Linked DNA regions of Mus musculus: region 1 is linked to region 2. A link is a loop called in an ENCODE intact Hi-C map of the cell type or tissue named here. Cell type or tissue: gastrocnemius. All regions are shown on one strand. Links, peaks and the distances in the headings refer to the core of each region. The heading gives the core; the rest is flanking DNA. Region 1 overlaps Ros1 (Ros1 proto-oncogene). Region 2 overlaps Ros1 (Ros1 proto-oncogene).

The links. Hi-C counts contacts between places; a loop is a spot of excess contacts. Peaks named below come from ENCODE experiments on the same cell type or tissue, not always from the same donor. Only the 100,000 strongest peaks of a DNase experiment are listed, where the experiment ranks them.
Region 1: a loop joins it to region 2, with 3.0 times the contacts of the local background. A loop is called at or near these places in 2 of 42 quality-filtered maps.

Annotation. Positions count from the first base shown.
Region 1 is chr10:52,097,071-52,101,468 of GRCm38, reverse strand. Ros1 (Ros1 proto-oncogene) reads left to right here. Exons shown (of 44, transcript NM_011282.2): 29 at 1,328-1,472; 30 at 2,567-2,799. Among named protein-coding and RNA genes, the nearest start is that of Vgll2, 77 kb to the right of the region's middle. In gastrocnemius, for the core only: a CTCF peak has its summit at 2,140; no DNase peak of the experiment used is centred there; H3K27ac peaks cover 314 bases.
Region 2 is chr10:52,167,892-52,172,289 of GRCm38, reverse strand. Ros1 (Ros1 proto-oncogene) reads left to right here. Exons shown (of 44, transcript NM_011282.2): 6 at 2,177-2,325; 7 at 3,549-3,687. Among named protein-coding and RNA genes, the nearest start is that of Ros1, 25 kb to the left of the region's middle. In gastrocnemius, for the core only: no CTCF peak of the experiment used is centred there; a DNase peak (open chromatin) is centred at 2,230.

The DNA.
Region 1 (4,398 bases), core at 240-4,239, 71 kb after region 2:
CAAAGTTTATTCCCCTCCCTAATTGTCCCCAAGAGTTATAGAGCTTGTTCTTATGACCTAGTCATTAAATGGAATAGCCAAAGATCGACTCAGGCAGGGAGAATGTGACTATTTTGCTTCCTTTTATAACATTTATCTAATATAAAATATAAATTATATTTTTGTATACTTGTTCTGTGTTGTGATATGTACTCTATGGACTCCATCTGCTTGTTATCTGTCATTGTTTTCCTAGATGTGTGGAATAGTAGACATGCAGTAGACAGTGCACTTATTGTTTTTCTCTGTCTCTCTGAGACATCATTTTACTCTATAGTCCGAACTGGCAGGAAACTAGCCCCATAGGCCAGGTTGGTCTTGTGTTTACTGTGGGATATCTTGCCTCTGGTGTAATATATGACATTACAGGCATATATCACCGTGCCTAGATGTAGTTATTTCTTGGGTGGATGAGTTGCCTCTATTCACTTCAATACCAGTATGTTTGGTTGCCATTTGGTCATTAGGGTAACAGACTCATCTGTGTTCAATATTTTTCTTTGTAATTGTTTTATTTAACCAATTTAAAGAATGGTAATTAATCATCAGCTTTGGGCAACAGACACTGTGTGTTATCATAAAGTGTACACTATGCTGAATAAGCTATGTTATAGTGCAGGACACTTTTGGTATTAGACCAACTATAGTTTCCTGTCTGTAAAATGATTAAGACAAGTGAAAGTCAGGTACTCTTAGCCTTGGCTTCACACAAGACCACCCAGTCAGGATTGCCAAGAGTGGCACCAAAGCACATGTTCAGAAACCTTCTTGGAGTTTTGTTTTTAAATATTTTTATTAGGTATTTTCCTCATTTACATTTCCAATGCTATCCCAAAAGTCCCCCATACCCTCCCCCCCATTCCCCTACCCACCCACTCCCACTTTTTGGCTCTGGCATTCCCCTGTACTGGGGCATATAAAGTTTGCATGAAAGCACAGGCAGCATTGAGAAACAGAGCCCCCAGGATGTTGTTCAGTCCATTAGACTTGATTTCTGAGGATATTTAACAGCATTTATTTGATCTTTCATTATGTTCACACAAGTTTGCAAACTGACAGTCCCACATTGTGAGGCAATGAGAATGAAGTGCTGTCTCTCTTCGGGATCTCACTGCCTTGTGTGGTGAGACATTCCACATTTGCTGAGGAGGGTTGCCTGCTAATCATCTGTCGCTAATTCATGGAGACTGTAAACAAGTCAAGTCTGTTAGATTAAGACAGTAGTATCACTAACAGTGGTTTGTATGAAATACAAGAATCAAATACTTAATGAAAAATTCAATGACAGGAATCACAGGAGAATGTAGCCCGGATTGAAGGTCTGCAGCCATTTTCAATGTACATGATTCAGATAGCTGTGAAGAACTATTATTCAGAGCCTTTAGAACATTTACCTCTTGGAAAAGAGATTCAAGGACAAACTAAAAGTGGAGGTGAGCTATGGGCTGCTGTGGGTTTCTAGTGTGGAATTCTATGTGTGATGCCCATGTCTCTATTTTTTATCTGAATGCTAAGTAATCACCATTATGGGGGTGAAACATTAAAGTTCAGTAAGAACTGTTTTTTGTTTTTAAAAAAGATTTATTTACTTATTTTATGTATATGAGTACACTGTAGCTTGCACAGATGGTTGTGAGCCTTCACGTGGTTGTTGGAAATTGAATTTTAGGACCTCTGCTCACTCTGGTCAACCCTGCTCGCTCTGGTTGGCCCCACTCACTTAGTCCCTGCTTGCTTTGGCCCAAAGATTTATTTATTATTATACATAAGTATACTGTAGCTGTCTTCAGACGCTCCAGAAGAGGACATCAGATCTCATTACAGGTGGTGGTGAGCCACCATGTGGTTGCTGGGATTTGAAGTCAGACCCTTCAGAAGAACAGTCAGTGCTCTTACCCGCTGAGCCATCTTGCCAGCCCCTCAATAAGAGCTGTTAACTCTGGGGAAACACTTGAGAGACTTGATTCTGGCTTGCACTCTTGACAGAATAGAGTCCAGCAAAGCACAATGTAACTAGAAGGGAAGACATCAAAATGTAGATGGACCAAGGAGCACATGCTTTGGTCCTGCCAGGCAGTGTCACTCTCCTCCCATGTAACCAGAGGTTTCTGCACATGTGGCAGGATAGGAAAAACAAGATATAATGTGAAATATGCCCAGTGCCCTTGGGCTTAAACTAATGCAGCCTTACAGTCTTGGAAATAGTAGAATGAGAATCCAAAGGCTGGAAATCATTTCTTTCAGCTGTTTTTGATGGTTGTCACAAAGCCGTCTCAAATTTCATAGTTCATCACTGCCTGTAGACTTGAGCTGGGGTCAGAGAATGATTTGGTCATTAGGCAAAAATAGACAACATCTTTTCAGGCAGCCTGCTCACTTCCCATTATGTAAGTGGCCAACTTTCCTTTGGACCTCTGTAACTCGTTCTCTTCACATGACAGCACTGTTCCTCAACTGACTCTCTTGCCTCTTTCCACCACCTAGCACTGTTGCAATGTTCCTTATCCTTCGATGCTATTTATTTCAGTGCCTGGGGCAGTTTGTCATATCAACGCAACTGTGTTGTCGGACACCAGTCTCCATGTATTCTGGACAGAATCCCATAAGCCAAACGGACCAAAAGAGTCAGTCCGCTATCAGCTGGTTATGTCATACCTGGCTCCCATTCCTGAGACTCCTCTAAGACAGGGTGAATTTCCAAGTGCCAAGCTTTCTCTGCTCATCACTAAACTATCTGGTGGACAGCTCTATGTGATGAAGGTATTGAGTGTCCTGGGCACTTTTTAAAAATTAATTGGTTATTTTATTTATTTACACTTTAAATGTTGTCCCCCTTCCAGGTCTTCCCTCTACAAATTCCCCATCCCATCCCCCTCCCTGTTGCCTCTAAGAGGGTGCTCCCCCACCCACCTACCTACCTCACTCCTCTAGCATCCCCCAATGCTGGGGCATCAAGCCTCTACAGGACCAAGGGCTTTCCCTCCCACTGATGCCAGATAAGGCCATCCTCTGCTATGTAGCTGGAGCCATAGACCCATCCATGTATACTCTTTGATTGGTAGTTTAGCCCCTGGGAGCTCTGGGGGGTCTGGTTAGTTGATAGCATTTTTTCTATGGGTTTTCAATTCTCTTTAGCTCCTTCAATTCTTCCCCTCACTCTTATGTTGGGGTCCCCAGGTTCAGTCCGATGGTTGGTTGTAAATATCGTCATCTCTCTTAGTGAGATGCTTGCAGAGCCTCTCAGAGGTCAGCCATGCCCGGCTCTAGTATGCGAGTACTTCTTGGTATCAGCAATAGTATCTGGGTTTGGTGTCTGCAGATGGGATGGATCCCAAGGTGGGGTGGTCTCTGCTTCAGTTTTGTCCCTGTGTTTCCTTTAGACAGGGACAATTCTGGGTTAAAATTTTTGAGATGGGTGGGTGGCCCTATCCCTCAACTTGGGGCCATGCCTATCTACTAGAGGTGGTCTCTCAGCTAATGTCATTCCCGTTGGGTCCTGGGAACCACTTGCTTCCCTGTTGTCTGGGACTTTCGAGAGGTTCCCCACTCCACAACCCTCCCCCATTCTCCATCCTCTTCTGTTACATATGTCTTTTCATCCTCCTGACCCTCTGGACATTTCTCCTGTTTCTTCCCATGCTGATCCTGCTCCCTCCTTTCCCCTGTCCATCCTCTCTCCCTCTCCGGTACCTCCCTCCCTCTCTCTACCTACCTGTCCTGGGCATATTCAAGATCATATTCTGAAAGGACCAAGATGTTTCTTTTTATTTTATTTTATTTTAAAACTTCTTTTTATTAGAAATTTTCTTTATATACATTTCAAATGCTATCCCGAAAGTTCCCTATACCCTCCCCCCGCCCTGCTCCCCTACACCCACTACTCCCACTTCTTGGCCCTGGCATTCTCCTGTACTGGGGCATATAAAGTTTGCAATACCAAGGGGCCTCTCTTCCCAATGATGGCCAACTATGCCATCTTCAGCTATGTGCAGCTACAGATACAAGCTCTGGGGGTACTGGTTAGTTCATATTGTTGTTCCACCTATAGGGTTGCAAACCCCTTCAGCTCCTTGTGTGCTTTCTCTAGCTTCTCCATTGGGGGTCCTGTGTTCCATCCAAAAGATGACTGTGAGCATCCACTTCTGTATTTGCCAGGCACTGGCATAGCCTCATATGAGACAGCTATACCAGGGTCCCTTCAGCAAAATCTTTCTCGCATATGCAATAGTGTCTGGGTTTGGTGGCTGATTATGGGATGGATCCCCGGGTGGGGTAGTCTTTGGATAGTCTATCCTTTTGTCATAGCTCCAAACTTTGTCTCTGTAACTCCTTTCATGAGTATTTTGTTCCCTATTCTAA
Region 2 (4,398 bases), core at 133-4,132:
CCTGCCTCTACTTCTTTTCTCCTGGGACTAATATACCACTGTACTCAGTTTTATGGGGTTTTTGGGATCAAATTGAAGGTTTTTGTGCATGCTGGACAAGCACTCTAATGATGAGCTACATGCCCAGCCCAATCCCTGTTATCCTAATGAGGGCATTACATCCCAAACAGACTTACTCTCAAGGAAGACTGCCATTTTGATGAGCTGAAGGGTTTAGGATATTTTATTTAATAGGAAATACATTGTTCAGTTAATAGTTATTCAATGAAGAACTTACCATGTAACTCAGAAAAGGCAGTAGGAATTTGTGAGTGTATAGAAGCTATGCCTCCCAGGGCTGGATTTGGAATGGGTGGGAGGCTTGTGTTTGTATGTGTGTGTGTGTGTGTGTGTGTGTGTGTGTGTGTGTGTGTGTGTGTAAATAAATGGCTTTGTCCAAATGCACTGATTCTCCAATGATGTCTGAAGGGCCAGATGTTTGGTAAGTCAAGCCTGGATGTTCCATAAGCTGTCATTTTTCTCTCAGAGGCTTGTGTTTACCCCACTGGCTGTTGGGAATTGGGAGGAGAGTGTTGCTTGCTGTCCCAATATACTCTGCCCTTTAGTGTCTCATAAATGAAAGAGATAATGATACCCTGCATTTCTGTAAAGGGGTAGAGCGGGGCATTTCTTTTTCATCTTTGTTGTGAAGGTTAGCTATAGATAAAATCTGTATTCCTGATTTCCAAATGGTACACAGAAGCTGGGGTTGCAGGAAAGTTCTAGTCCTGAGGATACATGGTGAGTGACCATCTACTGAATGCTGTTGGTACTGCTCCTCAGGCATGGTTCATGGCATAACAGTAGATCCCACTGTACTCTTTCTATGATGTCATAGTTAATAAGGTTGAGACTTTGGGTGCTATCTAATGTAACAAAAAGTTTTATAAAAAACTAAGTGAAAGACAAGACTCAATTATGACAATACTTAATTAGATTACCACATCAGAAGTTATGAAGTGTTCAAGGGGCAAATGATTGTCATTAACATCCAGTAACTTTTATTTAAGGTTGAAGTAAATACGTAACTTGGCCCTTTAAAATGTATGCTATTTAAACTTTCTAAATTACATTTTTTAGTTTTAAAAAGATTTGTTATATTTAATTATGTGTGAGTTTGTGCACATGAATAAAAGTGCCCATGGAGACCAGAAGATCAGATCCTCTGGTGTTGGAGATAACATCTAGCTGTGAGCCATTAGATTTGGGTGCTGGGAACTGAACTCAGGTCCTCTGCAAGATTATCAAGTGTTCCTAACCACTGAGCCACCTCTTCAGTCCCTGTGTTGTGTGTGTGTTCGTGCCCTAGCATGCTTGTGGAGAGTAGAGAACAACTTGTAGGAGCTGGTTCTTTCCTTTCATTGTTCATGTGCTGTGAACTGAACTAGGCTGGTCAGACTCAGCAGCAAGCGGCCTTACCCTCTATGCCATGTTGGCAAGCTCTTTTTGCTGCCTTGTTGTTTGTTCTAAGAGAAGACTCACCTGTAGCTTAGGCTGGTCTGAAACTTATTGTGTAGCTGGGCCTTAGACTTGCAATCTTCAGCCTGACTGAACTTCCTGAGTGCTGAGATTATAGCTATGAGTCACCAGTCCTGGCAAATGTGCCACTGTTTCAAGAATCTGCTAAGTTGTTAGGACACACACAGTTCTGGAATCACAATGTTTAATAGATCAAATGGTTAGATAATGCATTTGTTTCAAAGAACTATGAACAATTTACTAAAATCAAGAATGTCAGAACTGAAAAAGGTGTAAATCTGATTCACAACTTATTAAAATATTTTATAATTATATTAGCAACTTAGTTACATAAAATTTCCAGAATATAAGATAATCAACTTTTTGCTTAAATTTCTCATCTGCTTCCAATCTGTGCAATATGGCTTGAATGATGTGTCAAGACTAGGTAAAGGGTGTTTAATTGTCCACACACCTAGGTCTGTCTGTAAGTAAATGGGGCCCCAAAAAGGAGACTGGTCAGTCTCAGAACACTGTTGCATGCCTGTGATAAAAAGAGAAAGACTACCTTGAATATAACTTATTGCTCAAGTGTGTTATTGAGCAGGCGAGACCTGGACAGAACAGGCACACCCATCCACAGGAGCGAATAGTGACTGAAATGCTGTTTCCCTCCCAGAAAGCACAGAACTTCCTACAGCACCCTTTGCATCTTCCATTGGAAGTCATGGTGTGACATTACGCTGGAACCCTGCCAACATCTCTGGAGTCAAATACATAATTCAATGGAAATATGCCCAACTTCCAGGAAGCTGGACTTTCACGGAGGTATGCAGAGCTACTTCCTTATCTAAACAAAGACATTTTGTCCTTAAATTATTCAAAGCTTCAAAATATCATGCCTTCCTCACCTGCGGTTTTGGTTTGCAAAACATCAGTTGCCTGTGCTTAACTATATCTTAAAATGTTTAAATGGAAAATTATTTGAAAAAAATTAAAAGATTGAAGACAGTTGTGGTGGAATAGGCATATAAACCCGTCACTTGGTGGGCTGAAGGTTATGAGTTTGAGGCCAATCTGGGCTACGTAGAAAGTTTCAGGCTAGGCTGAACTTCAAATTAAACACCGCGTAAAAACAAAAAACAAACAAACAAATAAACAAACAAAACCAAAGGCAATGCAAGCAAGCAAGTGAACTACTACAACAACAAACTAAAACCCACCAATGCCTCCACCACCACTAAAATAAGACTGAAGTCTTAAGTCACATGATAATGTGCATAATGAAATATCAGGTCATCTTGCTCTACCACATTAGAAAGTCAGTCATCTTTTGGCATTGATTAGACCACCACTGTGAAGGTTATTAAATTGACTGTCACAATACTTCTATTATGGTGCCTGTATGTAGGGTTTGGTACTATCTGGAGTTGCAAGCTTCCATTGGGGGATTGGGGAAATATCTCCTGTGGATAAAGGAAATGACTTATTGAAATTAATGTATTCCAGCACAGATCAAGAATTGTGGTTGGATTAAGTGAAACTTAATTTCTGCTATTCTAGAAAAAGTGTCTATTCTATAACTATAATTCCTTCAGCAGAGCATCATAGAGCCACTTATGCTATTGATCACTATCTGCCCTGCCTTTAGAAGGGATTCCAGCTAGGCAGGAGGGCGATTCTCACAGGAGTGTGTTAGAAATGTAGGGTATGGCAACCTTTCAGGATGGTCACTTTCAGGAAAGCATGAGCAAGTTCAGAGAAAAATTCACCCAAGATACCAAATATAGTAACATGGTAATATGCAAGTCCTTAGGTTAAGTGGTGAATGACTGAAACCTTAGCTTGCCCATTTTGAGGAAGGGGAAGATGGTGTGCATAATGCCAACTGATGTTTGAAAGCTCAGCTCCTGGTCCGTTTCACACCCAGAAGGATCTGGGCAGCCCCATCTCCAATGACACACCTGTCTTCCTCAAGTTAACCTGAACACCATGTCCCAGTGGGACATGGTGATTGGACACATGTTGACTTTTATCTTATCTGGCTCTAGACCGTGTCCAAGCTCTCATACACGGTGGAACCCCTGCATCCATTCACAGAATATATTTTTCGAGTGGTTTGGATCTTCACAGCCCAACTGCATCTTTATTCCCCACCAAGTCCCAGTTACAGGACTCATCCTTATGGAGGTAGGCATGTGTATGTCACTTGTGACATAAGGACATTATTCTGAAGCTTTGGTTTCATTTATTTTTGTTTTAAGCAACGAAAGATATTGAATCCTTTGGTATTCCATTTGGTCATTGAGCTCTTAACTGTGTGCCTGGCAACATTTACAACTCTTTAGTGATCAAAACAATGACCCCTGCTCTTGTTGAGTCCACATTTTCTTCGAAGGGAAATATGGTCATGACTAAACACGTAAGGGGTACTGGTTAGTTATTGTTAACTTGATACAAACTAGAATCACTAGGAAGAGGAATCTCAATTGAAGAACTGCGTTCATTAGATTGGTTTGTGGCAGCATTTTCTTGATTAATGATTGATGTGGGAGGGACCAGCCTACTGTGGCTGATGCCACCCCTGGGTGAATGGTCCTGGGTTGTATAAGAAAGCAGAGTGAGTAAGCCAAGGGGAGCAAGTCAGTAAGCAGCACTTTTAAGCTTCAGTTCATGCCTTGAGTTCCTACCCTGTTTCTGCTTTGTGGTCGACTGTAACTGTGAGGCAAAATAAACCAGTTCTTCCCCAAAATACTTTTGGTCACTGTTTTTTTTTTTTTTTTTTTTTTTTTTTTTTTTTTTAATCAGTGTTTTGGGGTTTTAATAGAAACCCAAACTAACACTGCAATTGATATTAGAGAGTAGACTCTTGCTGTGACAGACCTGAAAAGAGAAACTATA